2 separate regions of the Homo sapiens genome follow, and region 2 is linked to region 1. Evidence: read pairs that join two places in POLR2A ChIA-PET (ENCODE). Cell type or tissue: OCI-LY7. All regions are shown on one strand. Links, peaks and the distances in the headings refer to the core of each region. The heading gives the core; the rest is flanking DNA.

What was found. ChIA-PET counts read pairs that join two places held together with the same protein. Peaks named below come from ENCODE experiments on the same cell type or tissue, not always from the same donor. Only the 100,000 strongest peaks of a DNase experiment are listed, where the experiment ranks them.
Region 2: POLR2A ChIA-PET joins it to region 1 with 17 read pairs; 2 of 35 experiments call an interaction of 5 or more read pairs at or near these places.

Annotation. Positions count from the first base shown.
Region 1 is chr1:109,367,333-109,384,250 of GRCh38, forward strand. It overlaps SORT1 (sortilin 1), which reads right to left. Exons shown (of 20, transcript NM_002959.7): 2 at 2,198-2,257; 3 at 76-149. Among named protein-coding and RNA genes, the nearest start is that of SORT1, 22 kb to the right of the region's middle. In OCI-LY7, for the core only: no CTCF peak of the experiment used is centred there; no DNase peak of the experiment used is centred there.
Region 2 is chr1:109,661,500-109,674,043 of GRCh38, forward strand. GSTM2 (glutathione S-transferase mu 2) reads left to right here and starts at 6,558. Exons shown (of 8, transcript NM_000848.4): 1 at 6,558-6,652; 2 at 6,926-7,001; 3 at 7,426-7,490; 4 at 7,791-7,872; 5 at 7,972-8,072; 6 at 9,788-9,883; 7 at 9,974-10,084. The coding sequence starts at 6,617. GSTM4 (glutathione S-transferase mu 4) reads left to right here. Exons shown (of 8, transcript NM_000850.5): 8 at 1-201. RefSeq lists a silencer at 6,640-6,809 and an enhancer at 8,325-8,424. In OCI-LY7, for the core only: no CTCF peak of the experiment used is centred there; a DNase peak (open chromatin) is centred at 6,502.

The sequences.
Region 1 (16,918 bases), core at 5,071-10,070:
CATGTCTAGAAAAGGGAGAATCTATATTCTCAATGTTACTTAGTGAAATGCTCCAACGCGTGTTATTGATCTCACCTTCGATATAGCTTGGACTGTCCAAAAGTCATAATTACCAGTGGTACATGGAAGGTAGTCAAGACTAGAATGACCTGGAGAGAGAAAAAAGCATTCCGTAAATAAAAAAGATATTCCAATCACATGCTGATATGTGTTCGAGATTAAGCCAACACCTAAAAGACTTTTGATATCCCTACTTTGTAGTACTCCCCAAAGTCTAGAAGGATCTAGTTACTAGGGCTGAGAATGATGAGAAAGTCCTCAGCTCATTTTGTTGGGATGATCCCCATTGCCTCCATTGAAGCAGTGAGGCTGACTACTCAAATACACATTAAAATAAAAGAAGGCTTTAACTATTTTGTATCCAAATTATTGTAAGATACTCTCAGGCAAGAACCCTCTTCCCTTTTCTCCTTACAGAGTCTAGAATAGCGTGGGTGTTCTCACAGAGATCACTGTGTCATGTATGTCTGTCTTTTTCTTCTCCTTGCCGTTGGTTCTTCATGAAATTCATTTTTTCAGTACCTTATCTACCAAAAACTATGCATGAGGAAATGATTCTGGATGGATTACTATAAGAGTCTAGGGAGTCTCAGAAAGCCATATGAGAAATCTTGGAGATGGCTGGGCACGGTGGCTCACGCCTGTAATCACAGCACTTTGGGAGGCTGAGGCGGACGGATCACTTGAGGTCAGAAGTTCGAGACTAGCCTGGCTAACATGGTGAAACCCCATCTCTACTTAAAATACAAAAATTAGCCGGGCGTGGTGGTGCTTGCCTGTAGTCCCAGCTTCTTGGGAGGCTGAGGCATGAGAATTGCTTGAACCTGGGAGGTGGACGTTGCTGTGAGCCAAGATTGCACCACTGCTCTCCAGCCTGGGTGACAGAGCAAGACTCTGTCTCAAAAAAAAAAAAAAAAAAAAAAATTCTTGGAGATACCAACTATCTAAGATAAATGGGTAAATCATGGAAATTAGGGTACAACTCAAATTTTAGAAAAAACTGAACTATGCTTAAAGAAATTCTACTGAAAGTTTAAAAATTAATCAAAATAAGAAATTTACAATTTGCTTTTCAGCACCAAGATTTTATTTCTTTAGGCTTCTAATATAACTATCATGTGCCTCAATGCTATGACACATGCATTATGGAATACCAGGGGGCAGGAGATGTTGCCCCTGCTCTTGTTCAAGCAGGATAATAAGACAGCCAGGCAACAAGTCCTGATTTAAGACCAGGGGCCAATGTATCCTCAGCGTGTCCTCCTAGTGGGAGCCCAGCTGTATATCAGGAGGGATAAGGAGCTGACTGATCCTCCTTCCATTCCCCCAATCCTGGCAGTACCTCCTTTGTGGCAGGGGCAGGGACCAACAGATGAACAACCATGAGCCCATGGGCACCACAGTCCCTCAACACACCTGTAGGAAAGGACACAGGAACAATACAATTTGGAGGAAAAGTGCCAGGATGTTTTTAATGGACATTTTCTGTTTCTATATAGGGGTTTCCCCAAGCATTGTGCGCTTCCCTTCTCAGTACAGAGCACTTTCATCTTTCTTCTTGCTCATCTTGATGCTAAGCAGCCACCAAGGACTGAAAAGGTGTCCATCTTCCCACCGTGGAAGAAGGTGGTCAGAAGATGTTCCCGGCCAGGCGCAGTGGCTCATGCCTGTAATCCCAGCACTTTTGGGAGGCTGAGGCGCGTGGATCACCTGAGGTCAGGCGTTCAAGACCAGCCTGGCCAACATGGTGAAACCTCATCTTCACTAAAAATACAAAAAATCAGCTGTGCATGGTGGTGGGTGCCTGTAATCCCAGCTCCTTGGGAGGCTGAGGCAGGAGAATCGCTTGAACCCGGGAGGTGGAGGTTGCAGTGAGCTGAGATCATGCCATCGCACTCCAACTTGGGCAACAAGAGCGAAACTCCGTCCCCACCCCCCCGCAAAAAAGATGTTCCCAATTCTAAAGCAAAACCAACACAACTACAACTTCCTGAAAGTCTGTCTTGCAAACATGTGTTTTCTGTGATTGAGGCTAAAGACAGTTTCAGGAAGAAATGATATTAGGTGCTTAACCCTTCCCCAAATCTGTTATCATCTTCTTGCTGGGCTGAAATAACAGACTCAAAATATGACTTACCCCAGTGCTATCTCCAACCCAGGACAAGGATACTGAGCCTCTGAGATCATCAAACACATGCTATAAGGGGAAAAAAAATTAATTTAGAAATGACAGCCACTCTCCTTCAATCTTTGGCTTCTTTAAATATCTGAACTTTATTACTGTTCAGAGTAATTAAGTTCATAATTACAAAGTGGGTATGGATTCCCAGTACAAAATTTGGGAGGGATGGGATTTAACTACTTAATGTGAATCACAAATAACTTGGAAATTTAAATTCTCTCTAACACAAAGTAAGCCAAGCAGATGAGTTTTCTTTACTGCACCAGATGGGGAGATGGGAGATGGGACAATCTAATTGCTTTCTCCAACAGAACTAAATATAAAGGTATAGCAAAGTATTTTTAGGATGCTTTAAAACAAAAGATCATAGCCCACACTGGCAGGCGTAATTGTAACCAAATCAACATAATTTAAATTTTTCTGGGCATCCTTTACAGTATAGCTGAAAAGTTCGTAACTGGATTCCTTTTACTTCTAGTCTAGCTCACTCAAAAATGACAACGGGCAGAAGCAAGAAGCAAATGCCTTTGTTTCACCTTTTTATTTAATAACAATAGTAATAATGATAATAATAAAACAACCTTACTAGAGTTGCAGTGAGAGTAAGGAGGTAAAAAAGGGAAAGCTGGTATATTATATCCAAAATATAGTAAGCATGTTAAAATATAGTTATAATAATCATTGTAGGTGGTTTTGGGTTTTGTTTTTCAAATACTTCCTTTCTCTACTTATACAATAATATATATTCATTAAAGAAGATGTAGACAATTATAAGAACGCATAATAAAGATAAGTCACTCATAATCCTACCACATAGAGATATTCAAGGTTAATATTATATGTATTAATACAATCGTCTGTTCTCTATAATTTTTGTAACTGATAAAAAAAATAAAAATTCCAAAGAGGTAATAACTGCACTTGGCAAAAATTTCAAACCATATAGAAATTACATACTATATAGAGTCTATATAGCAAAGAGTGAAGATCCTTCTCTTTTCCAGGCCACATGCTCACCACCCAAGCCCCATTTCTTAGACAGTTTAATAGTTCAGTATATATTTCTAATAAATGTGGATGATTATGCTTTTTTCTTAAGACTTATAATCTTACTAAGATTTTAAAATCTTAAACATGCCTTGCCCTCCCAGATATGAGAAGCTCCTTGGAAGCTGGGGAATGTAACTTTATACTTCTTGGTACTCCCTGTGCCTTCCACAGGAATACTTTGCACACTCAGTAAGCATTTGTTGAAAATGATTACACATCCTCCCCAAACCACAAACTCAACCTCAAAATAGAACATGTCTATAAATGGTTGGGATGCCAGCTACTTGGTCACTCAAGCCACCAATCCCACATAGAAATCTAAAGAAACAGAACTCAAAACATGAACTGTTTTGTTTATCTTCGAATTTTCTCTTGCAGTCTTGAATGGGCTTCCGAATTCACGTATGTGATTTCCCCTCTGGACCGTAAGTACCTTTGATGTCAAAAGAATCTCTTACACAATTTTTGTAAGTTAGTACAATCAGTGCCTCACGCAGGTCTTGCTCCGTAAATAATGGTTAACTCTCAAATGCTCGGCAGAGCTTCTCACAGCCTCTGCAGGAAAGAAGGGCTATTCAGACATGCAGGCTTGCCAGGCATCTGAGAAAAAGTAGGGCTGCCAGAGCTTCTGAAACCAGAGGCTTAAAAACTGACATAGCAGTGTGTCTTATATGATATTTCACACATAGCAAAACCTCACATTCTCTTGAGTGAGGATAGTGTCTGAAATGACATCAATGAGGTCCTTCAGGAAAAACAGGAACATCCAGAGCTACCACAAGCACCAGGCAGATCACAAGGGCTAAGATCACAGTCATCTAAACACAGGTTATCTTTCCAAGGAAGGTCCTTGTCATAACTAAGAGAAAAGAAAAAGTCCATCAGTTATGGCACTGGAATTCGTGGTTGTCTTCATCAGGCTGTAAGATATCAGTCTTGAGCCAATCAGGACTGCAACTTTTACTTTTCAGGCAATGCTCTACACAGCCGACCCAGTCAATGCAGACTGGCATTACCCACATTTTCCTATTGCTCAACTACAGAATGAGGAGGATTATCACGTGTCACCGGCAACTCTCAGCTTCACTGAAACAACTGAAATGGTAATGGACCTCACTCATCATCCAAAGAGTTCCTTTGGAAATGTAGGCCAGATTTACTAGCAAAACTGTGGTTTTCTACTGCCCTTAAGCTGTCCCTCCCACCCACTCCAAATAACCAATGAAGATTTGCTTTTGAAAATGGGCAAACTCACTGAAAAACTCATCTACCTATAGCAAATGTAATTAATTTTTTAATATTTCAGTCTCTAACATTCTTATACTGGTGAAAGTTAAAAAAGAAAAATGAAATGAGATGTTACAGCAGGCCCAAAGGTTAAGCAGAAAGAAAAGGTCATATGGAAAGGAGATAAATCCAGGAGAGCTAGGGACCCAAGAGTACAGATTCAATCCTGCCACTTCAATGGGAGAAAAAAATACGGATGTCCAGGAAAGGGCAGACAACCTGGTCATGGTTAGGAGACAGAATTCACAAGTCAGCACAAAGCCATCAATCCTAATCCAGAATCATTTCTAATATTTAAGACAACGTACATGTCATTCTACACTGCAGTGGCATCTTAGATCTTTCAAAATATGTATTACAGCACTTTTAATTGTAGCCACAAGAACCTTGCCTGTCCTCCCCACTAGACCTGAGGTCCATCTGGTAAAGGAATCAAGCCCATACATTTCAGCAGCTAACACACAGCATAGTGCACAGTGGGCACGCAATAAATATTGAATTCTTTAAGAACTACTTATGAAGTTTTGAAAAAGATGACGCCCAAGTAAAAGGATAAGGCCAGGCCCACTTAACTTCCCCATGACAGACATGAGTATGAAATGTAAAAGTTCATTTCTGGGTGGACTTCTGCTTCTGGTCAAGATGGAGTGACAGGGATCACATTTACCTTTCTACCGGAAACAGCTAATAAAAAACAAAACAAAACAAAACAAAAACACAGAATGGGCCGGGCGCGGTGGCTCACACCTGTAACCCCAGTACTTTGGGAGGCCGAGACAGGCGGATCACGAGGTCAGGAGTTCGACTGAAACCCCGTCTCTACTAAAGATACAAAAAATTAGCCGGGCGTGGTGGCGGGCACCTGTAGTCCCAGCTACTCCGGAGGCTGAGGCAGGAGAATGGCGTGAACCTGGGAGGCGGAGCTTGCAGTGAGCCGAGAGCGCGCCACTGCACTCCAGCCTGGGCGACAGAGCGAGGCTCCGTCTCAAAAAAAAAAAAAAAAGATACAAAAAATTAGCCAGGCGCGGTAGCTACTCGGGAGGCTGAGGCAGAGAATTGCTTGAACCCGAGAGGCGGAGGCTGCAGTGAGGCAAGATTGCGCCACTGCACTCTAGCCTGTGCGACAGGGCAAGACTCCATCTCAAAAAAGAAAAGAAAAGAAAAAAAAACCCAAAACGACAGAATATATGAAATGACTGTTTCCAAGATATTGGACACCAGGCACAAAGGACGACGATTCCTGAAAGACAAGGAACTGAACAAGGAGGACCCTACAGCTAACTGGCTTACTGCCTGGAGAGAATTTCAGGCACAGTGCAGGGGAGGGGCACCCAGGCAGAGTCCAGAGTTCTTCCTAAACTGAAGAGAGGAAGCTGATATATCGTCTGGGGAGGCCAAAGAGGTTCACAGGGCAGAAGATTAGAGAAGAAAGACTTACACAGAAAAAAAATTCTGGAGATCTGAGCAGGGGGCCTCCCCAGCCACCCCACCAAGTCTTCAGCTGAACACCCATCAGCACACGCATGTGAGGAAACTACCTGAGGCCAGGGAAATAATTACCTGAAAGGACGGCAGAGAACAATATTCAGACCTCACACAGGAACAGGAATAATTCCTGTTACCAGCAACCATAATAGGAAACCTCGTTATTTCAAGGAAATTGGGTAGAGTACTCAGAAACATTTACCTCTGTGGTAAAGAAAAATAACCCCAGACTTAACGCTGTGCCGGTCCCGCCTAAAAATGCTTAAAAGCAAGACCCAAAAGGATCAAACTGTTTCCAAGTAACCAGTGTTCCAGAACAAAGTTCAAGAATATTTAAAAGAATACAAAAATATCTAGCACCCAACAAGCTAAGACTCACAATATCCAACTGAAAAATCATCAGGTGGGTAGGTGCAGTAGCTTATGTCTATAATCCCAGCCCTTTGGGAGGCCGAGGTGGGAGGATCACTTGAGGCCAGGAGTTCAAAGCCAGCCTGGGCAATGTAGCAAGACCCCCATTTCCACAAAAACAATTTAAAAAAATCAGCTAGGCATGGTGGCACATGCTTGTAGCCCTCGCTACTTGGGAGGCTGAGGCAGGAGGATCTCTTGAGCCCAGGAGTTTGAGGCTACAGTGAGCTATGATCATACCACTGCACTCCAGCCTGAGCAACAGAGCAAGACCCTGTCTCTTAAAATAAATTTTTAAAAATAACCAGGCACGCAAAGAAGAAATCAGGACCCATAATGAAGAGAAAAATCAAACTAACTCAGAAATAACAAGATAATTAGTAGATAAGGACATTGCAACAGTTGTAACTGTACTCCACAAGAAATTAGAGAATGGATTGAGAATGTTAAAGAAAAAAAATTTTTTTAAAGACTTAAAATTTTTTAAAGACCCAGTGGCTCATGCCTATAATCCCAGCATTTTGGGAGGCCAAGGTGGGCGGATCACTTGAGGTCAAGAGTTCGAGACCAGCCTGGCCAACATGGTAAAATCCCGTCTCCACTAAAAATACGAAAATTACTAAAATACTAAAAATTAGCCAAGTGTGGTGGTGGGCACCTGTAATCCCAGCTACTCAAGAGGCTGAGGGAGGAGAATCACTTGAATCCAGGAGGCAGAGGTTGCAGTGAGCAGAGATTGGACCATTGCACTACAGCTTGGGTGACAAGAAAACACCGTCTCAAAAAAAAAAAGAAAGAAAGAAAAGAAAAAGACTTAAATTAGACTTGTAGAAATGAGTATTACAATGACTGAAATGAAAAGTACACTGGATAGGGTGCTGTGGCTCATGCCTGTAATCCCAGCACTTTGGGAGACTGAGGCGGGCAGATCACCTGAGTTCAGAAGTTTGAGACCAGCCTCACCAACATGGTGAAAACTTGTCTCTACTAAAAATACAAAAACTAGCCAGGCGTGGTGACATACACCTGTAGTCCCAGCTACTCAGAAGGCTGAGGCAGGAGAATCGCTTGAACCTGGGAGGTGGAGGCTGTATTGAGCCAAGATTGCACGACTGAACTCCACCTGAGTGACAGAGTGAGACTCCGTCTCAAAAACAAACAAACAAAAAAACAAACACTGGATAGGCTGAACAGGAGATTAGACACTGTAGAAGAGGTGAGTGTGAACCTGAAGCCATACCAACAGAAACTATCCAAAGTGAAACACAGAGATAAAAAAAGACAAAAAATGAACAGAGCTATCAATTCAGAAGATGTTCTACAATTTCTACAAATGTTCTTAAAGTTGTTCTACAGCTCAGCGATGGCTCTGTTCATTCTTTTTGAAGTAGAACAACTTCAAGCAGCTGATTATATATGCAATCAGGGCATCTAGAGGAGGCTGGGCTGGAGACAGAAAAAAAAGTTAAGATATAATAGCCACGGTGGCTCACGCCTGTAATCCCAGCACTTTGGGAGGCCAAGGCGGGCAGATCACGAGGTCAGGAGATCAAGACCATCCCCGTCTCTACTAAAAATACAAAAAATTCGCCGGGCGAGGTGGCGGGCGCCTGTAGTACCAGCTACGCGGGAGGCTGAGGCAGGAGAATGGCGTGAACCCCAGGGGGCGGTGCCTGCAGTGAGCCGAGATCGCGCCACTGCACTCCAGCCTGGGCGACAGTGAGACTCCGTTTCAAAAAAAAAAAAAAAAGATATAATAGCCAAAATTTCCCCAAATGTGATGAAAAGGATAAACCCAGAGATCCAAGAAGCTCAGAAACCCTAAGCTCAAGAAACACGATGAAAAATACACCAAAGCACATCATATCATAGTCAAATAATCTAAAATCAGCAATAGAGAAAAATCTTAAAAGCATCCACAAAAAAGATGACATTACATACAGAGAAACAAAGAATGATAGCCGACTCTTCCTACAATGCAAGCCAGACAGTGGAGTAACATATTTAAAGTACTGGCAAAAAAACAGTCAAGCTGTAATTCTATAGCAAGTGAAACTATTTTTCAAAAATGCAGGTTTCACAATGAGATACCATCTCATACTAGAAAGAATGACTATTACTAAAACATCACACACACACACACAAAAACAGATACTGGTGAGGCTGTGGAGAAAAGGGAGTGTTTATACACTGTTGGAGGGAATGTTCAGCCCCTGTGAAAAGCGATTTGGAGATTTCTCAAAGAACTTAAAGGGCCGGGCGTGGTGGCTCACGCTTGTAATCCCAGCACTTTGGGAGGCCGAGGCGGGCGGATCACGAGGTCAGGAGATCGAGACTACGGTGAAACCCCGTCTCTACTAAAAATACAAAAAATTAGCCGGGCGTGGCGGCGGGCGCCTGTAGTCCCAGCTACTCGGAGAGGCTGAGGCAGGAGAATGGCGTGAACCCGGGAGGCGGAGCTTGCAGTGAGCCGTGATCGCGCCACCGCATTCCAGCCTGGGCAACAGAGGGAGACTCCATCTCAAAAAAAAAAAAAAAAAAAGGAACTTAAAAGAGAACTATGATCTGACCCAGCAATCCTGTTACTGGGTATATATCCAAAAGAAAACAAATCATTCTACCAAAAAGACACATGCACTATGTTAATTATAGCTCTATTTACAATAGCAAAGACATGGAATCAACCTAGGTGCCCATCAGCAGTGGATTGGATAAAGAAAATATGGTCTATATACACCATGTAATACTATGGAGCCATAAAATGAATGATATCATGTCCCTTGCAGCAACATGGATGCACATGGAGGCCATTACCCTCAGTAAATTAACACAGAAACAGAAAACCAAATACCACATGCTCTCACTTATATTGGGAGGTAAACACTGGGTACTCATGGACATAAAGATGGCAACAACAGAAACGGGATTATTAGAGGAGGGACGCAGGTGAGTACTGGTAAACTAACTTTTGGGTACTATGTTCACTACCTGAGTGATGGGATCATTTGTATCCCAGCATCGCACAATATACCCAGGTAACAAACCTGCACATGTACCCCTAAATCTAAAAGTTGAAAAATGCAACTTTCAAAAAGGAAAAGTTCTGTGTTTCTGCACTTGTCCATTGCTCCTCAGCATTCTATTGTGGGTGTTTCTTTTTGACAGCCACAGGGGACAGACTATACCAGTGAAAAAGATCTGAAAGACAGCCTAAGTCCCATCTTTCACTGTAAAACCAACCATTCTGGTTTGTAATTATCACAGCTCAAAGTGATCTCCTCTTCCTAAGCATTATCCTCACAGCATTCACAGACACTCCTGGTACTATAACTATTTATATTTATATATAAATGTAAACTATATGTACATGTAAACTATACATGTAGAACTATTTACATATTTGTCTTCCTCTCAAATTATGCTATAAATTCTTAATGGCAGACGCTATAATTTGGTATTACCCATCAGGCCTAGCACAAGGTCTTATATTTATTAGATGCTCCACAAACATCTCTGTAAAAGTCTATCACAAACTCCTGCTACTAACATTATTTCTTTTTCTTAGTATTTTTTTTAACTCATGATAGCTGTTTGTCCTGAACTAACATTATTGATCTGTATGTAATCTTCCTTCTAACACGGTTACTGCTGTCTCAGTAAATAATGGCTGAATAGCGTTTATTCCTATGCTCTTCCAGCCAGCCAAGACACTGTTATACACTGGTATGTGTTCTTAGATGTTCACACATGATGGTGACCTTACTCCTCTCTTTCCCATTGTAGTTACCATTAACTTCACGTAGCTAAACATTGGTAAAGATGCCCTGAACACGTCGAAGTGTTTAGAGGCACTGAGCAGGGGTAGTCTATATAGAAGAGAAATTCAAATTTCAAGTGAAGAAATAAAGGTCTGACTACTGAGATTTAAGCAGAGTTTACAGAGTTGGGAGGCAGATATAAGCAAGAGCAAGGCAATGAGAGAAGGCAGCGGTGCAGGTAGAACACACAGGAAGATAATATGCAAGTATCTTGAAAATTTTCAAAGAACACCACAAATAAAATCTATTAATATCACCATCTAGTAAAATGCTGAGTATACAGTAAATGCTATTAAGACTTGTTAAAATAAAAAAAGAATTTCAGGCTGAGTATGGTGGTTCATGCCTGTAATCCCAGCACATTGGGAGGCTGAGGTGGGAGGTCACTTGAGTCCACGAGTTCAAGACCAGCCTGGGCAATATAGTGAGACCCCGCCCCCATCGCTACAAAAAGTTTAAAAATCAGCCAGGCATGGTGGTACACACCTGTAGTTCTAGCTACTCAGGAAGCTGAGGTAGGAGGATCACTTGAGCCCAGGAATTCGAAGCTGCAGTAAGCTATGATCATGCCACTGCACTCTAGTCTGGAAAACAGAGAGAGACCCGGTCTATATTTAAAAGAATAATAATAAGAAGAATCTCAAGGTCAGAATAAAGAAAGTTAAGGTTGAAATAGAAGGAAAATAAAAATAGTGAAAAGGAAATATATTTAAGAAGACACTTTAGAAATAGTACTCCTGCTTGAAAGACCCAAAGAAAGCTGAGAGAGGCCACTGGATCACTTAGACAGGAAAGGTGTCTGATGATACATAGGCCTGAAAATAATGAGCCAATAAGTTATGGCTCAATTGCTGTAATCAAGGCAAAGTAAGAAGAATAAATGAAATATGAGCAGAGGATAAAGCTTTGTTGCCAGAAATAACTGAAAGGCGGAATAATCCCTATAGGAAGGGAAAACCCAAAACCTCTGACACAGTATTACCGAAGAATGTTCTATAATATCAAAATAATGAATCATATAAAAACATCTAGTACTATGTTAGAGAGTCCAGCCAACAGAAGGTAGAGTGAATGATATATATATATATATATATATATATATATATATATATATATATATATATATATATATATATAAAGATGTTATGTGTTAGTTGTATAAATGATAATTCAAATGGAGAGTGTGGGGAGAAGTGAAGCATGTTTTGTTTCTGGTAAACAATAACTGGAGGCCAGGCATGATGGCTCACACCACACCTGTAATCCCAGCATCTTGGGAGGCTGAGGCGGGTGGATCACCTGAGGTCAGGAGTTCAAGACCCGCCTGACCAATATGGTGAAACTCCGTCTCTACTAAAAATACAAAAATTAGCTGGGTGTGGTGGCACACACCTGTAGGCCCAGCTACTGAGGAGGCTGAGGCAGAAGAATTGCTTGAACCCAGGAAGCAGAGGTTGCAGTGAGCCGAGACTGCGCCACTGCACTCCAGCCTGGGTGACAAAGTGAAACGCCGTCTCAAAAAGAAAAAAAAAAAATAGCTGTGTTGCTCTAATGTAGCATGCCTAAGAGGCAGATTGTTGGGGTGTCCAATCTTTTGGCTTCCCTGGGGCACACTGGCAGAAAAATTGTCTTGGGCCACACATAAAATACATTAACACTAACAATAGCTAATTAGCTAAAAAAAAAAAAATCATACAAAAAAATCTCATAATGTTTTAAGAAAGTTTACGAATTTGTATTGGGTTGCATTCAAAGCCACCCTGGGCCACATGTGGCCCACGGGCTGTGGGTTGGACAAGCTTCATTTGGCACAAAGAGAACACGATCTGGTCACTTCATATTGCTAAGGAGTCAGCTAAACGTATGATCTAGAAACAGGTCAAAATTAAGGAAAACTATGTAAATATGCTGTTTCTGTGCTTAACAGTCCAAAAGCCAGTACCCTGAGGAGCCCAGAGCAAATACAGTCATTCAGATGACCTAATCCTACCCTAGGATAGGAAGCACAGAAGCCAAGAAGTTTAAGAGTAGCTGGGTGAAATGTCAGCTTGATTCTACCAGGAGCAGATGAGCATGAAATTATTGCCACTTTTGGAAAAATTTATTAATCCCATGACAGAGTTACTGGCGCAGGAATAGACTAATCAATAGAGCAAAACAGATCCAGGAATGGATGAGGTTTCTTTTAGCACATGATAAAGCTAGCATTTCAAGTTAGTGGTATAAGAACACTGGAAAAACTGGCTATTTGGAAAAAAAATAAAATAAAAAGCTGAATTCCTAACTCCCTTCTTAAAATGCCTAAATAAATTCCATATAGGGCGAAGATTTAAATGTAAAAAAATTAAATTATAAAAATACTAGAAATGGCCAGGCACAGTGGCTCACCCCTGTAATCCTAGCATTTTGGGAGGCCCAGGTGGGTGGACTGCTTGAGCCCAGGAGTTTGAGACCAGCCTGGGCAACATAGTGAGACCCTGTCTCTACCAAAAAAGAAAACAAACAAAAAAACAATAGCCAGGTGTGGTGGCATAGCATGAGTTTGTGGTCCCAGCGACTCAGGAGGTTGAGGTGGGAGGATTGCTTGAGCCTGGGAGTTCGAGGCTGTAGTGATCTGTGATGGCACCACTGTACTCCAGCCTGGGTGACAGAGTGGGACCCTGTGTCAAAAAATGATACTAGAAGTATAAGCGAATATTTTTATAACCTTGGAATGGGAAGACCTTTACAAAAATGGTACAAAAATCAGAACTCATACTTAAGGATTTACTCTGACTATGTAAAAAGTTTAAATTGCAAAACACCAAAGAGAAAGCTGAAAAAAACTGGAAAAAAATATTTGTAACATGACAAAGTATTAATATAGAAAGGGTTTCAATTAATATAAAATTATTTGTAACATGACAAAATATTAATATAGAAAGGGTTTTCAAATCAGTAGGAAACAGGCCAAAACCTCAAACAGGTTTTCGGAAAATAGGGAAAGAACATGAGCACCCAATTCATAGAAGGACAAAGAAATGGCCAATAAACATTTGAAAAGCTATTTAATCTCTAAAACAAAAAGAACAGGCCGGTGCAGTGGCTCACACCTGTAATCCCAGGCTTTGGGAGGCCAAGGCGGGAGGATCACTTGAGCCTGGGAGTTTGAGACCAGCCTGGGCAACATGGCAAAACCCTGTCGCCACAAAAAAAAAAAAAAAAAAAAAAAAAAAAATTAGCCGGGTATGGTGGTGTGCACCTGTAGTCCCAGCTACTCAGGAGGCTGAGATGGGAGGGTGGTTTGAGCCCAGGAAGTAGAGGTTGTAGTGAGCCAAGAAAGAAAAAGAAAAATATGACATTTTTGCCTTTCAGACTGGCAAAGATTAAAAGACTTGACAAAATGTATCCAGTGAGGGCATAGGGACCAGAGCACCTTCTTCTACGGTGGGTGGGAGTACATAAATTGCTGCAACTTTTCTGGAGAGCTATTTGGTGATGCAAATAAAAACTGAGAACGTCCGTATCATGTGCCTGAGCAAATCCTATTCTTAGGAATTTGTCATAAGGGGATAATCACATACCTTTATAAAAGATGTCATATGTTGGGGTGATTACTGCAGCTAACAACTATTGAACATTCCCCACATGTCATCTTCTGTGTTAGGTATCTTACACACATTATTATTTAATCCACATAACCCCATGAGATATTACTATACCTGTATATTATAAATGAAGAACTGGAGATTTGTTAAGTAAATTATGTTATGCCATACAACAATATATCAGGTGCTATTAAAAATGTTTCAAGAACAAGGAAAAAAAGAAGAAACGTTTAAAAAAATCTTAAAAAACCCAAAACTAAAATGTTTCAGGTATTTACTGACATTGAAAGATACTCAGAGCATATTAGTAAAAAGCAGGCTACAAAACAGCATGTGACATCATATGTGCATATTTATGGTTACAATGTTATCAGGGGCCGGGCACAGTGGCTCACACCTATAATCCTAGTACTTTGGGAGGATGAGGCAGAACAATTGCTTAAGCTCAGGAGTTTGAGACCAGCCTGGGAAACATAGTGAGACTTTGCCTCCAAAAAACCAACAATAACAACAACAATAAAAACTAGCCAGGCATGGTGGCAAGCACCTGTCGTCCCAGATACACTGTTTGAGCCCAGGAGGTCAAGGCTACAGTCAGCCATGATTGTGCCACTGCACTCTAGTCTGGATGACAGAGCAAGATTGTCCCTTAAAAAAGAAAAAAAAAAGGTATCTGGAAGGATACCCTTTAAAATATCAATAGCAACTGTCTTTAAGTGGTATTATAGAATTGATAGGGGTGCACTCTTCTTTATAGTTTTTCTAGAGTGCATAAATTACTCTCATCCCACCTCCAATTGGCAGAAATCATTTTAAAAATAAAACTATATAAGTAAGCTATTTTTACTTAAAAAAAAAAGGAAGGAAAGAAAAAGTATAAAGGAAAGGGTGATATAAAAAGTACACATAGACCATATCAGTTTATCTATTTATTCTTTTTTGGGACAAAGTCTCACTCTGTTGCCCAGGCTGGAGTGCAATGGCATGATCTCAGCTCACTGCAACCTCCACCTTCTGGGTTCAAGCAAGTCTCATGCCTCAGCCTTCCCAGTAGCTAAGATTACAGGTGCATGCCACCATGCCTGGCTAATTTTTGTATTTTTAGTAGAGATGGGGTTTTACCATGTTGGCCAGGATGGTTTCAAACTCCTGACCTCAAGTGATCTGTCTGCCTCAGCCTCCCAAAGTGCTGGGATTACAGGTGTGAACCACCACGCCTGGACGCATGTTAGTTTATTCTTATTTATATTACACTAGTTAACAGATATACCAGAAGGTTACAGGATAGGTCAAAGAGCCCCTGCTACACTGAGGCACAGGAACATAGGTGGTCTTGATGTAAGGTAGACCTCCTAATATCATTAATGACTGATAACACTAAACTTCCTTTTCAGAGTCACATTCAGAGCCTTTTGTCCATTACCTATTGAACAGTGATTTCTGGTGTCCCAGATGGTACCAACAGCCATCTACTGCCCTCGGTAGGGGAGCTCTGGGAAGCAGAAGTAACTGGCTGGCATTTATAGTTGCCATCTGACTGTCAAATAGGTTTTCAGGAATTCATTATGTTAGAAAGCAGGGGACAGCTTGTACTACCTTCTCTAAAATGCATCCACCTTGAAAACGGATGATATAAGACTCATCCAAGCATTTATTGCCTACCATCTTAAAGCAGGGGGCCCCCATACTTTAGAGTTCATGAATTAGCACAATGTTCATTTCTACGATCGTCTGAATACCCCCTAGGTTCTGTTCACAAGATTCTTCATGGAAACAACCATCTTCCCATCTAATTAAACTAGAAACCAAATTAAATTACTGTTACTATAAGCTTGGAAAATTTAAAGTTGGTCCCAAGAGTCACTGTAGGTTGGAAAAAAATCCAGTCATGAGAAACTTACATGTTTAGTTACACACATGATCAAAAATAAAACACTGAAAAAACTAACACCTGCACTATTGCATGTGGGTCAGTTTTCCCAAGGCAAGGCCCAGCTTAAAAGCCACTTGCTGATGGCCTGACCCCATCAGGAGCAGCCTTTTTGACAAGCAAAGAAGGAAGTGAATTCAATGATGGCATTCTTCACATACCTGCCCTCTTTCAACAAATATGTCTGCATGCCTACCATGTGCTGTGATAATACATGCTCTGAGCTACTGAAGATTATAACCTATCAACAGGCATCTTATGTACAGAAATCTAAAAATAAAGGCTAAACATACTAGACTTTTAATCTACAGAAGTCAGCCTGTCACAATGAAAATAAAACTACAAAAGAACGTTAAGCCTAGCTCAGTAACTAACTGGTTGGGAAGGTAAGCACAAATCATCTTATCTGTTGGGAATCCATTTCCTCAGGGGTAAAACTGAGAATTACAAAGGCAAGGCATCGGTGATCCCATACAGACTGCCCATCTAGGATTAGGCTTCCAAACTCCAGTGAGGCCTAGAACACAACCTGAGTGATGCTTTTGCAGGCAGGAAGAAAATCCTAACAGAATATAGTTCTGTTAAATTAGGCACTGCTAGAATCATAAAACATGAGCCAGAAATAAGATCACAAATGTCCCAGTTCTCATGAAGTCTATTCTTGGAAATGAAAAAATTAACTACAAAATAATGTACAAGTTTCCAAATCTATTTAATTATTCAGAGTTTTCTGAGGGAGCATGATACAGAGGAGAGTACCAGGCTAATAATCAGTCAACCCAAATTTTATTTCCAGCTCTACAAAACGCTGCGTGAAATTGGGCAGCACAACCTGACATCATTACCGAAGTGCGGGGGCTAGAATGACAATCTTTCCAGTCTCTCTAAGCTTTAAAATTCTATGACTCATCAATAATTTAGCCACTCAGTTTGCTTTTCAACTGCTATGTATCTGGGTTTTTGTTGTTTTCGAGATCAGCTCCCTGCTCCACAATAAGCCAGTGTTCAAAGGAGAGGGGCAACAGCAACCTCCATGATTCAGATGCCTCAGCAACCCGGATACTCACCGAAAAGAAGCAAGGAGACCTCTGATGTCACTATCATGCAT
Region 2 (12,544 bases), core at 3,669-8,668, 290 kb after region 1:
TCCCTGCACTAAAGCCAGCCTGACCTTCCTTCCTGTTAGTGGTTGTATCTGCTTTGAAGGGCCTACCTGGCCCCTCGCCTGTGGAGCTCAGCCCTGAGCTGTCCCCGTGTTGCATGACAGCATTGACTGGTTTACAGGCCCTGCTCCTGCAGCATGGCCCCTGCCTTAGGCCTACCTGATCAAAATAAAGCCTCAGCCACATTTGCTATAGTCTTGTCTTATTTGCTCCTGGCTGCCCAGACTGTGTCTGTCACTGCCTCTTCTGAGGGACTGGCTGGTGACCCTGGCAGTAGCTGGGTTCATAGAGATTATGATGGGCTTAGTAAGGTGTTTCCAACTTTGTTTTTTTTTTGAAATAAGGTCTCCTGCTTCCCAAGGTGAAGGGCAGTGGCGGCATCGTAGCTTACTGCAACATCCAGTCCTGGGCTCAAGAATCCTCCCACTTCAGCCTCCCAAATAGCTGAGACTATAGGTGTGCCACCACACCTGGCCACATTAAAAAAATTTTTGTAGAGATGTGTCTCTTTATGTTGCCCAGGCTGGTCTGGAACTCCTGAGCTCAAGCGATCCTCTTACCTTGGCATCCCAAATTGCTGGGATTGCAGGTGTGAGCCACCATGCCTGGCCCTGTTTCCAACTTCTTGATCTCTTTTCTGACTGCCTTAGAGCAGGAAGCCACATAAAGTGCTCTATAGAAAGGATGCCTCTTTCTGGGCCTAGATCTTCATTTATTTTTATGTATTCAGTATTATTCAGTGCTTTCCATGGTTAGGCAGAGCTAGGTCTCAGTGAGTACGTCTTAGATGCCCAGAGGTGGTGGAATTCCCATCACAGAGAACCAGGATCCTTCTGTCTTCCACACTGACTGACTCCATCACAGCTTAGATCTCTAGGACGCAAGCTCTACTGTGAGCTGCTTCACCAGAAGGTTCTCCCACTCAGCAGTTCCCAAGCTGTGTTATCACAAATAGTTGTTGATTTTGTGGGTTAGGAATTCAGGTGATGCCCAGCAGGGAGAACTTATTACAAATCAACAAAGGTCTTTTCTCCAAAAACTATATATCCAGAAATACGGCCCATTAAAAAATGAGTCAAAACTTGAACAGGCATTTCCGAAAAATGAATATCCAAATTGCCAACAAGCTCATGAGAAGGTGCTCAACATTATTAGAAAGCAGAAAGTTAAAAACCCATAAGATCCTACTGTATCCCCACTAGAATGGCTGACATTGAAAGGACTGACAATTGCTGGTGATTTATGCAGTAACTGGAACTGTCATGCATTGCTGGTGGGAAAGCCACTTTGGAATACTGGCAGTGTCAACTAGAGCTAAACATACATCTACCCAGGACCCAGAAATCCCACCCTATAGGAATGAGTCTTAATGGATTCCAAGAGCCAGGTATAATGATGCCAAAAGCAGCTTTATTTTAAATAGCCAATAACTGAAAACAATCCAAATTCCATGAATAGAAGAATGAACAAATAAACTGTGGTTTATCAACATAATTCCATCATTCATATAATGGTATATTTACTCTGCTATAATGAAAATAAACATGCTAACACTATGTGCAAAAACATGGATGGGTCTCACAGAAGTGTTGAGTAAAAGGATCCAGACAGGAGAAAGGACACACGATCTCATTCCACTTACACGAAATTCAGGAGAGGGAAATGAGTCCATGGTATCAGAGGTCAGATGATTGGTGACCTTGGTGAGAACTGGAAGGTTGCCTATTGAAGGCTCCTGGTGCAGTGCTGTAAGTTTTCTCTCTTTATCTGGGAGGTGATTCCAGAAGAGTATCCAAGTGGAAAAGCCCACAGAGTAGCACACTTAAGGCCTATGCACTGTATGTATTACACTTCAATGAAAAGCATGCTTGGCCAGGTGCGGTGGCTCACGTCTATAATCCCAGCACTTTGGGAGGCCGAGGCGTGTGGATCATGAGGTTGGGGGTTTGAGACCAGCCTGACCAACATGGTGAAACCCCGTCTCTACTAAAAATACAAAAATCAGCCAGGCGTGGTGGCAGCGCCTGTAATCCCAGCTACTCAGGAGGCTGAGGCAGGAGAATTGCTTGAACCCAGGAGGCAGAGGTTGCAGTGAGCTGAGATCACGCCACTGCACACTCCAGCCTGGGCGACAGAGCAAGACTCCGTCTCAAAAAGAAAAAAAAAAAGCATGCATTAAGGCCTGTGCACTGTATGTGTATTACACTTCAATGAAAAGCATGCTCATATGTCTTACATTATTTGTGTGCTTGTGTTGGTTTGCTTTCCCTCATAAGATGTCAACGTCCTCAGGACATGTGTTTTTGTCTCTTCTTGTTCGCTGATGTAACAGGTGTTTGCATATCACCTAGGACAGTCCCTGAGCATAGCAGGTGCTCACTGAATAGTTATTAGGCAAATTATAGGCTCTATCTTAATGGTGTCATTTCAAATTCCCTTTAGATTTTTATTTATGCCTACTTCTTTGGATAGGTGAGATTGATGGGCACATACACTCTTAGGTTCTGCAGTTTTTTCTCTTTAACATTTTACCTAAGAATCTGTACATGTTGGCAGTCTATATGCATGCCTATTTCTAGCATTTAATGGCTATCATTACTTCCTGTGGATAAATTATAGTTTGCTTAGTCATTCTTACCCTATTGGGCATGTGGATTTTTCTCATTTATTTATTTTTAGAACAGAGTGATCATGTTTAAACTAATTCCTTCTCTGGTTTTTGGGTACTTTATTTGAGTTGGTCCCCAAAGGCAATTACTACAAGGCAAAAGGTGAGAATGGTGTTATGGTATTATCATAGATAAATTGCTCTCTAGAGAGAATAGCTTTTTTTTTTTTTTTTTTTTTTTTTTTTTTTTTTTTGATGTGGAGTCTTACTCTGTCACCCAGGCTGGAGTGCAGTGGCGCGATCTCAGCTCACTGCAACCTCCGCCTCCTGAGTTCCAGCAATTTTCTTGCCTCTGCCTCCTGAGTAGCTGGAATTACGGGCGTGTGCCACCACCCTCGGCTAATTTTTGTATTTTTAGTAGAGATGGGGTTTCACCATATTGGCCAGGCTGGTCTCGAACTCCTGACCTCACGTGATTTGCCTGCCTCAGCCTCCCAAAGTGCTAGGATTACAGGCTTGAGCCATCGCGCCCAGCCCAGAGAGAATAACTTAATTCATGGTGACACCTGCAAGTCACATGGATCTTTCTGCACTACCTTAGGTACTTGAGGGATTGCAGTTTCATCTTATAATATTTTTATAGGTTTATAGAATACCTTCAAGTTTTCTACCTTCACCTTTTTTGTTTATAGTGTGTGCATGTTTCTGCCAATGAATCACAGTCTATGAATCTACCCGTCCTTGAATCTCCTGTATAAAACTCTCTGTTTACCCATTCTCTACCTGTGGCTTAGTCAACTCCTGGAGAAAGGTTAAAGAATGATCTTGTGGCAGTCAAGACCTTCTCTCTAATAGGCACAATGTAATTAATTATGATTCTGTTCTAGGTTTCCTGTGGCATAATGTGATGGTCAATTTTCTGCATCAACTTGACTGGGCTAAGGGATGCTCAGATGGCAGGTAAAATCATTGTGCTTGTGAGGGTGTTTCCAGAAGAGATTTGCCTTTGAATCAGAAGACAGCAAAGATTTCCTTCAGCAATGAAGGAGGCATCCACCAAACTGTCAGGGCCCAGAGAGAAGAAAAAGACAGGAAGGGTGAATTTGACCTCTCTGACTGGGACATCCATCTCTGCCTATCCTGGGACCTCCACACTCCTGGTTCTCTGGCCTTCAGACTTGATCAGGGACTAACACCATCGCCTCCCACCCCCACCTTTGTTCTGAGGCCTTTAGCCTCTGAATGATACCACTGGCTTTCCTGCTTCTCTATCCTGCAGTCGGCAGATCATGGGACTTCTTCACTCCAAAATTGTGTGAGCCAATTCCCATAACAGATAGATAAATTTATAAATAAACACACAAATTTCCTACAGCCTTATCTTAGTGGTGTCACTTCAAATTTTGAAGAACCCTGACCTAGTACACATAGCAAAAAACAACAACGACAACAACAACAAACAAAAACACACACACACACAAAAACTCATCATCAATAAGTTTTAAAAAATCAAACACAAGATAAAACGCTGCAGCATATCTATTACCTGGGGGCTTTTCTATATGGAAAGCACTTTCTGAGATGCCTTGCAGTAAACTCCAAGGAGATTTTGAGGGAAGATATTCTCTTTTCTCCTGGTAAATCTCCCTGTTGATGATCATTATTTTAAAGACTCCAAAGATGAAAACATCTGCTTGCACATTTTGTCGATTCATTTTGGGTGAGGGTCTCTGGCAGGCTTGGAAGGGTGGGTGAACAGTGGAAGGGGGCTGCCTCTGGTGACTAGCATCACTCATATCCATGTCTGTGGCAGTCATCAGGTGCTTATTATATATTCGACTTTTGGCCACCCCTAATGGGGGTGTTAAATGCAGGAAGAGTCCAGTCAAGTCATTGCAAATTGGCATTGACTTTTGGGACCTTTCTACACACGATAGTCAGGTAGATACCTTCTTTTTAAATTTGACTTGTTATTACTTTTTTTTGAGACAGGGTCTCATTCTGTCACCCAGGCTGGAGTGCAGTGGTGTGATCACGGCTCATTGCAGCCTCGACTTCTCAGGCTCCAATGATCCTCCCACCTCAGCCTCTCAAGTAGCTGGGACCACAGGTAAAGGGCCACCATGGCCAGCTAATTTTCGTATATTTGGTAGACAATGTTTCACCATGCTTCCCAGGCTGGGTGGATACTTTTCAAAAATAAGTTCAGTTCATCCTGCCTAGCCTTGCCCCAGCAGCTCTAGAGGAATTACCCACTCTGGTGCTGGGCTCAGGCTGCCTGTCTCTGGAATAATGTGCTCAGAGCTGCAGGGTAGGCCTGCTGTCTGACTGGCAGAGAGAGTCCCATACTCCCTACCCTGTACCCTGAAAGATCAAGGCTGCCCAGCCTGTCCACCTGGTAGACCATTTCCCTGCCCAATTCTCCTTCTCTCATTCCTGATGTGCAGCTTGATGCCTGCAGGGACTGTGCCAGCTGAGATTGTCTCTAGGTCCTCCCTTCTGCCAGCTGGTGTCCAGGGAAGTGGGTCCTTTGGCCTGCTTCCTGCCACCAGAATTTTGAGGACCTTGTTTCTCCCACTGCAACTTTTGACCCATTCCTGGGTTTCTTTTTCTTTTTTTTGAGACGGAGTCTTACTCTGTCGCTCAGGCTGGAGTGCAGTGGTGCAACCTCAGCTCACTACAACCTCCACCTCCCTGGTTCAAGCGATTCTCCTGCCTCAGCTTCCTGAGTAGCTGGGATTACAGGCACCCGCCACCAGGCCTGGCTAATTTTTTTGCATTTTTAGTACAGTCGGGATTTCACCACGTTGGCTGGGTTTTAGACTAGGGTTTCTTCACCTCAGCAGTACTGTCATTTTGGAGGGCAAAATCATTTGTTGTGGGGCACTGTCCTGAGCATTGCAGGGTGTTCAGCATCCTACGCAAACTCTACCCACTAGATGCCATGGGCGCTTCCCAGTGGTGACAATTAACAAAGTCTCCAGACAGACCTACATGTCCCCTGAGGGGCAAAGTTACCTCCACTTGAAGACCAGTGGTGTGCTGGATGGATACTAATATTAAAATAATAATAATAATAATAATAGAAATCATAATATAACTCATGTAGTTAAGGTAAGTCCTTTTTGATGGAACATTTATTTCAGTTAATAATATTTGTGTATGTCTGTCCTGGTAGTTTTTTTTTTTTAACTTTTTATTTTGATTTAACATGAGAGTTTGAGAAATTTACAAAACGAATGAATACAAAGACCTCTGATTACCCCAGATTCTAACGTTTCCACATGGGCTTTCTCCTCCCTCCCCAAGTCCACCAGCCCCTGCTCCCCACCTTTCTGTCTCTCTTCCCACCCAGCAAGCTCCCTAGGAGCACAGCACCACTTATGACAAAAACATCATTTTCTTTTCTCTGAGGCGGTATTCCTGACGTTTGGATTTAGGCTGATAAGTGACAGTGAGTTATAATCATCCTTGCCTGTGTTGTCCTTCCCACGTTAGGTCTGTCATGCCACGTATGTCCGCAGTTTATAACAATCTCTATCATACATTGAAAAGTTTTGAAAACTTATCCAGTGAATCCCTGAGCACCAAATGTTCTTTTGTGTTATTTTTCTTTATTAGGCTATTATTACTTTATTCAGAATCTCTCTGTTTTAGAGAGAGCCTTTCTTTCTTGCCTAACCTAGAGTGCAGCGGCGCGATCATAGCTCAGTTCAGTCTTGAACCCCTGGACTCAACCAGTTCTCCCCCGCCCTGGGCTTCTGGGCGTCCTGATCTCTCTCCTGAAACCCACGGGGCTGGGAGGTGGGAGGAGATCCTACTCCTAGCCCCATGAGCGCGCTCCAGGCCTCCAGATTGGCCCGTTTCGGGGGCAGGGCGGGCCGTGGGGCGGGGTCGCAGCAAGGCTTCCCCTCTACCCTCTCTGGGCCTCTCACAAACGCTGAGCCCCGCCCCGCTGAGGCCTGTCTGCAGAATCCACAGCAACCAGCACCATGCCCATGACACTGGGGTACTGGAACATCCGCGGGGTGAGCCAGGGTCCGCTGGGCGGTGGGACGGGGGTGCGTGGGGGCGGGGAAGTGTGGAGCAGCTGCAGGACGGGCTCTAGGGACGGTTCCTCTTCAGGGCTGTCCCTGACAGCGGGGTCTGTGCTTGCCGCTGTCTGTGCGTGTGGCTGGGCGTGCGGGGTGGGGGCGGGTGAGGCAGGAACGAGAGGAGGAGATGGGGCTCCCCTTGTGCAGAGTCGTCACAAAGTCAGGGACCCTCCATCTCTGACCCGAGCTGTGGGCCATCTCTCCCAGCTGGCCCATTCCATCCGCCTGCTCCTGGAATACACAGACTCAAGCTACGAGGAAAAGAAGTACACGATGGGGGACGGTAATGGCACCCTCGAGTCTGGGCCCTGCCCCCTCACACTAAGTTGGCACCAAGCAACCGATAGTGGCCACCTGTGGCTGACTCTGCAGGCCTCCCTTGCTGGAACTGCAGGCTGTCCCTTCCCTGAGCCCTGGTGAGGGAGCTCCTTGCAAGGCAGAATGCTGGGGCGGGATGCTGGGCCCCCGTCTGGGTAATTATGATGGGTGTCCCTCAGGGCTTGCCTAAACCCTGGAAGCCTTAGCTGTGTGGGGTCCAGAGCCCTCACTGGAATTCTTTTTCTCTGAATCCTGGGATGTGGGACTGAGTGGTCAGATTCTAGATCCACCTGTCTCAGGGGTCTTGCCACTGGCTCCTTGGGAGGGTCCCCAGGAAGGAGGGCTGGGCTTTGGGGAGGTTTGTTTTCACTTCATCTTCCCCACCACAGCTCCTGATTATGACAGAAGCCAGTGGCTGAATGAAAAATTCAAGCTGGGCCTGGACTTTCCCAATGTAGGTGCAGGGGAAGGGGCGGTTTTGGGGGAAAGTGCGACGTGTCTCTGACTGCATCTCCTCTCCCCAGCTTAGAGGTGTTAAGATCAGGAGTCTTCTGCCCAATTCCTCTCACTCTTGGCTGTCTACACAGCCCTTGCATGATGTTCTGTGTCCCAGCTCATTTATTAGTGTGACAGTATTTCTATCTCAGGCCTGCCATGAGCAGGCCCTGGTCTCCTCTTTGCCCTTGCATATGGGAAGGGGATGCTGGGGAGCCTGGTGGCCCAACTGAGCTTCCCCGGTTTCCCATCTATCCAGCTGCCCTACTTGATTGATGGGACTCACAAGATCACCCAGAGCAACGCCATCCTGCGGTACATTGCCCGCAAGCACAACCTGTGTGAGTAGATTTGGTTGCAAGATGCGGGGAGGGACCGTGGCCTCCTCCTCGGCTTGGCTGGGCTGTGAGGCTGAGAGTGAATCTGCTTTACGAGGGTAGGCGGGGAATCAGAAAAGGAGCAGATTCGCGAAGACATTTTGGAGAACCAGTTTATGGACAGCCGTATGCAGCTGGCCAAACTCTGCTATGACCCAGATTTTGTAAGTCCCCCCACCCCACTCCCAGTCTCCCCTTCCCTACTCCCAGTCTCCCCTTTCCCTGCAGAGTTTGTGTCCAAAATTGATTCCTTCTGGTGAGTTCTTGGTCTTGCTGACTCTAAGAATGAAGCCGCGGTCCTACACGGTGAGTGTTACAGTTCTTAAAGATGGTGTGTCCGGAGTTTGTTCCTTCAGATGTTCAGATGTGTCCGCAGTTTCTTCCTTCCGGTGGGTTTGTGGTCTTGCTGACTTCAGGGGTGAAGCCGCAGACCTTCGCAGTGAGTGCTACAGCTCTTAAAGGTGGCGCGTCTGGAGTTGTTTATTCCTCTTGGTGGGTTCATGGTCTGGCTGGCTTCAGGAGTGAAGCTGCAGACCTTCATAGTGAATGTTATAGCTCATAAAGGTAGTTCAAACCCAAAGAGTGAGCAACAGCAGGATTTATGGTGACGAGTGAAAGAAAATACACTTCCACAGCCTGGAAGACAACCTGAGCAGGTTGCTACTGCTGCTTGGGAAGGGCGGAGGTGGGGGGGGAAATCCCTTATTTGGCCCCACCCACATGCAGATTGGTCCATTTTACAGAGAGCTGATTGGTCCATTTTACAGAGTGCTGATTGGTCCGTTTTACAGAGTGCTGATTGGTCTGTTTTTACAGAGTGCTGATTGGTGCGTTTACAAACCTTTAGCTAGACACAGAGCGCTGATTTGTGCATTTACAATCCTTTGGCTAGGCAGAAAAGTTCTCCAAGTCCTCACCTGACCCAGAAGCCCAGCCAGCTTCACCTCTCATTTTGATCAGGAGCCAAGACTGTGGTCCTGCCAAATACACGGGTCCTGTTTTCTGTTTGAACTCTTTAGTGCTACTCATCCTTCAAGCTATTTCCTATACTGCCACCAGAGTGACCCTCAAACCCCAAAGTCGTGTCAAATAAAACCTCTAAATCAATTCCCCACCAATCTACTTATAGAATCCTGACTCCCCAGGGTATGAATTCACTCTCTAGACAGTAATGGTTACTTCCAGAATCCCTTCCATCTCTGACCCATGACCTGTGCTTTGGGCCATCTCTCCCAGTGGTTTATATCATCTGCCTGCTTTAGGAATACACAAACTATGAGGAAAACAAGTGCAAAACAAAGGAGTAATGGCACCTGAAATTTTGGTGTCTTCCGAGTGCTCTCTTGACATACACTGAGATCAGCGAATTTTCCTAACAGACAGCTTAGGGGCAGCCAGAGGCTCTTTTTCCCCCTCCTTTCTTCCACTTATCCTCTGAATATCTCCTCATCTTTCCAGAAACCACTCAATGTCCATTGTATTCTACTGCTGCCCAACTAGGAGGAAATTTCTACTTCTTTCTCTGAGCTCCTTTAGTTCTTTGCATCCTTGATTCTGCTCATATCTGGTCCAGAGCCTACCAGGTGCTCAGGTGCTCCTGGGGCTGACCCAGAGGTTGTTGGGAGGTCAGTGGGGACAGATTTAGGGACAGTGTCACATTCCGCTCTGCCATCCCATCACCTCAGAAAGACTCCAGCTACCCAGTTGGAGTCTAATAAATGCTGATGTATCCAGCTGAAGCCTGGACAGTGACCCAGTTCCAGCTGTGGGGAAGATGACTGCTTGCCCGCGGCCAGCTGGGGCCATGCACAAAACTGGGAGGCCGCATCTGTGCAGGGAGCTTGTGTCTGAGGGTGTTGACAGCTGTTTTCTGCCTCAGGAGAAACTGAAACCAGAATACCTGCAGGCACTCCCTGAAATGCTGAAGCTCTACTCACAGTTTCTGGGGAAGCAGCCATGGTTTCTTGGGGACAAGGTAATGGGGGCGTGTGATGGGGACACCACAGATTTGTCATACTTCCTATATTATGGAGGTTTCAGCCCACATATCCTTGGCCTTATCCAGATCACCTTTGTGGATTTCATCGCTTATGATGTCCTTGAGAGAAACCAAGTATTTGAGCCCAGCTGCCTGGATGCCTTCCCAAACCTGAAGGACTTCATCTCCCGATTTGAGGTGATGCCCCCAGCCTCCTTTCTCTTTATGTCTCTTATTCCTTTCCCTCCTTTGTGATGCTTTCCCAGTCCTGGAGCTACACAAAGAATAACTCACATTTTTGGCCATGTGCGGTGGCTCACGCCTGTAATCTCAGCGCTTTGGAGGCTGAGGGAGGCAGATCACCTGTGGTTAGGAGTTTGATACCTGCCTGCCCAACATGGCAAAACCCCATCTTTACTAAAAAAAAATACAAAAATTAGCTGGGCGTGGTGGCGAGCACCTGTAATCCCAGCTACTTGGGAGGCTGAGGCAGGAGAATCACTTGAACCTGGGAGGTGGAAGTTGCAGTGAGCCAAGATCGTGCCACTGCATTCCAGCCTGTATGACAGAGTGTGACTCCATCTCAAGAAAAAAAAAAAAAAAAAAAAAAGGAGCCGGGCATGGTGGCTCACACTTGTAATCCCAGCATTTTGGGAGGCCGAGTTGGGTGGATCACCTGAGGTCGGGAGTTCGAGACCAGCCTGACCAACATGGTGAGACCCCTGTCTCTACTAAAAATACAAAATTAGCTGGGCGTGGTGGCACATGCCTATAATCCCAGCTACTAGGGAGGCTGAGGCAGGAGAATCTCTTGAACCTGGGAGGCGGAGGTTGCGGTGAGCCAAGATCGTGCCATTGCACCCCAGCCTGGGCAACAAGAGTGAAACTCCATCTCAAACAAAAAAAAGAAGAAAAGAATAACTTGCATTTATTGAGTGCTGGCTTCATGCCACGAACTGTACCCAGCACATTATACCTATTGTGTTGAATTTGAAATTTACAACATTCCTACAGGGTGGTAGAATTATCTCCCCCATTTTAGAGACAAAGAAACTGAGAATGAGAGGGTCAGTCCTTTGCTCAGGGTCCCAGAGCCAGTGGAGGCTGTGCTGGGCTCCCTGCGAGCCTCTGGATCTATGGTTGGCAGTCAGGGCTCTCCGTTTTGTGACAAAAGAAAAGCCTCAGGCCTTGTCCAGCCTGGGTTTCATAGCCCAGGACACTTTGGAAGAGGCAGAGCACTTCAGGACCACGGATGCAGCTGGCAATAGTAGGACTGACACACAGTAGCATTGATGTTCAATACTGAACCCACAGGCAGTATTCACAGCTACACCCAGAAACTTTGTATGATTGAACCCCCATGTGGGGAATCCTGAGAGCCAGGGCTGTGGCTGGAGCTGGATTAAGGTACATATGTGGGTGCCCCTGTTGAAGGAGCTTATGCTGAAATGCCCTGTGCTGGAGCACTTTCCTTCTCTACCTCTTTTTTTTTTTTTTTTTTTGAGACGGAGTCTTGCTCTGTCACCCAGGCCGGAGTGCAGTGGAGCAATCTCGGCTCACTGCAACCTCTGTCTCCTGGGTTCAAGTGATTCTCCTGCCTCAGCCTCTTGAGTAGCTGGGATTACAGGTGTGTACCACCACGTCCAGCTAATTTTTGTATTTTTAGTAGAGATGGGGTTTTGCTATGTTGGCCAGGCTGGTCTCAAACTCCTGACCTCAGGTGATCCACCCACCTCAGCCTCCCTAAGTGCTGGGATTACAAGCGTGAGCCACCGCGCCTGGCCTCTTCCTCTCTTTTTTTCCCTCCAATGTTCCAGGTGTTCCCCCTGTGAGATGAGTAGCACGCTGATTTTACTCCTGTTCACTGACCTTCTCCTCTGCATGAGGCAGGGTGTGAGGCACAGTGGGAGATGCATAGATGACAGCCCCATCCTGGAAATGAGTGCAGTGAGAGGCCTGCAGGCAGAGCAGCCTGTGAAGTGTGTGCTGAACTTGTTTGAGAGCAGCAAATCCTACATTACTACAGATTTGGGGATTTGAGGCATTTGTCCAACAGGCTTCTGAGCCTTGAATCTGTTTCCCTTTTCCACTCCCCATCAAGAGATCTGCTTGCTCAGCTAGTTCCCATCAGCTCTGGTTCTGCGGTTCTGGTCCAGGCTGAGTGGCCTTGGAGTTAGGTAAGAGGTGGTGGGAAGGGAGGGATGGAGGAGAGCTGAGAGCTATGGCCCGTTATGTGCCAGGGTCAAGCCTGTCACCCAGGCTGGAGTGCATTGGTGCGATCTTGGCTCACTGCAACCTCCGCTTCCTGGGTTCAAGCAATTCTCTGCCTCAGCCTACCAAGTAGCTGGGATTACAGGTGCCCGCCACCATGACCAGCTAATTTTTGTATTTTTAGTAGAGATGGGTTTTCACCATGTTGGCCAGGCTGGTCTCCAACTCTTGACCTCAGGTGATCCACTCGTCTCGGCCTTCCAAAGTGCTGGGATTACAGGTGTGAGCCGGATGTTTTTGAATACCTTATCTGGGCATTCAATCCTGGTAAGATTGTGCACAGCACATCTGAGTGTCATGTAGCCTGATCTGCAGCAGGGCTGGAGATGCCATGGGTTAGGGCACAGTGAGATTTTGCTAAGATACCAGATGGAGAACCTTGGACTT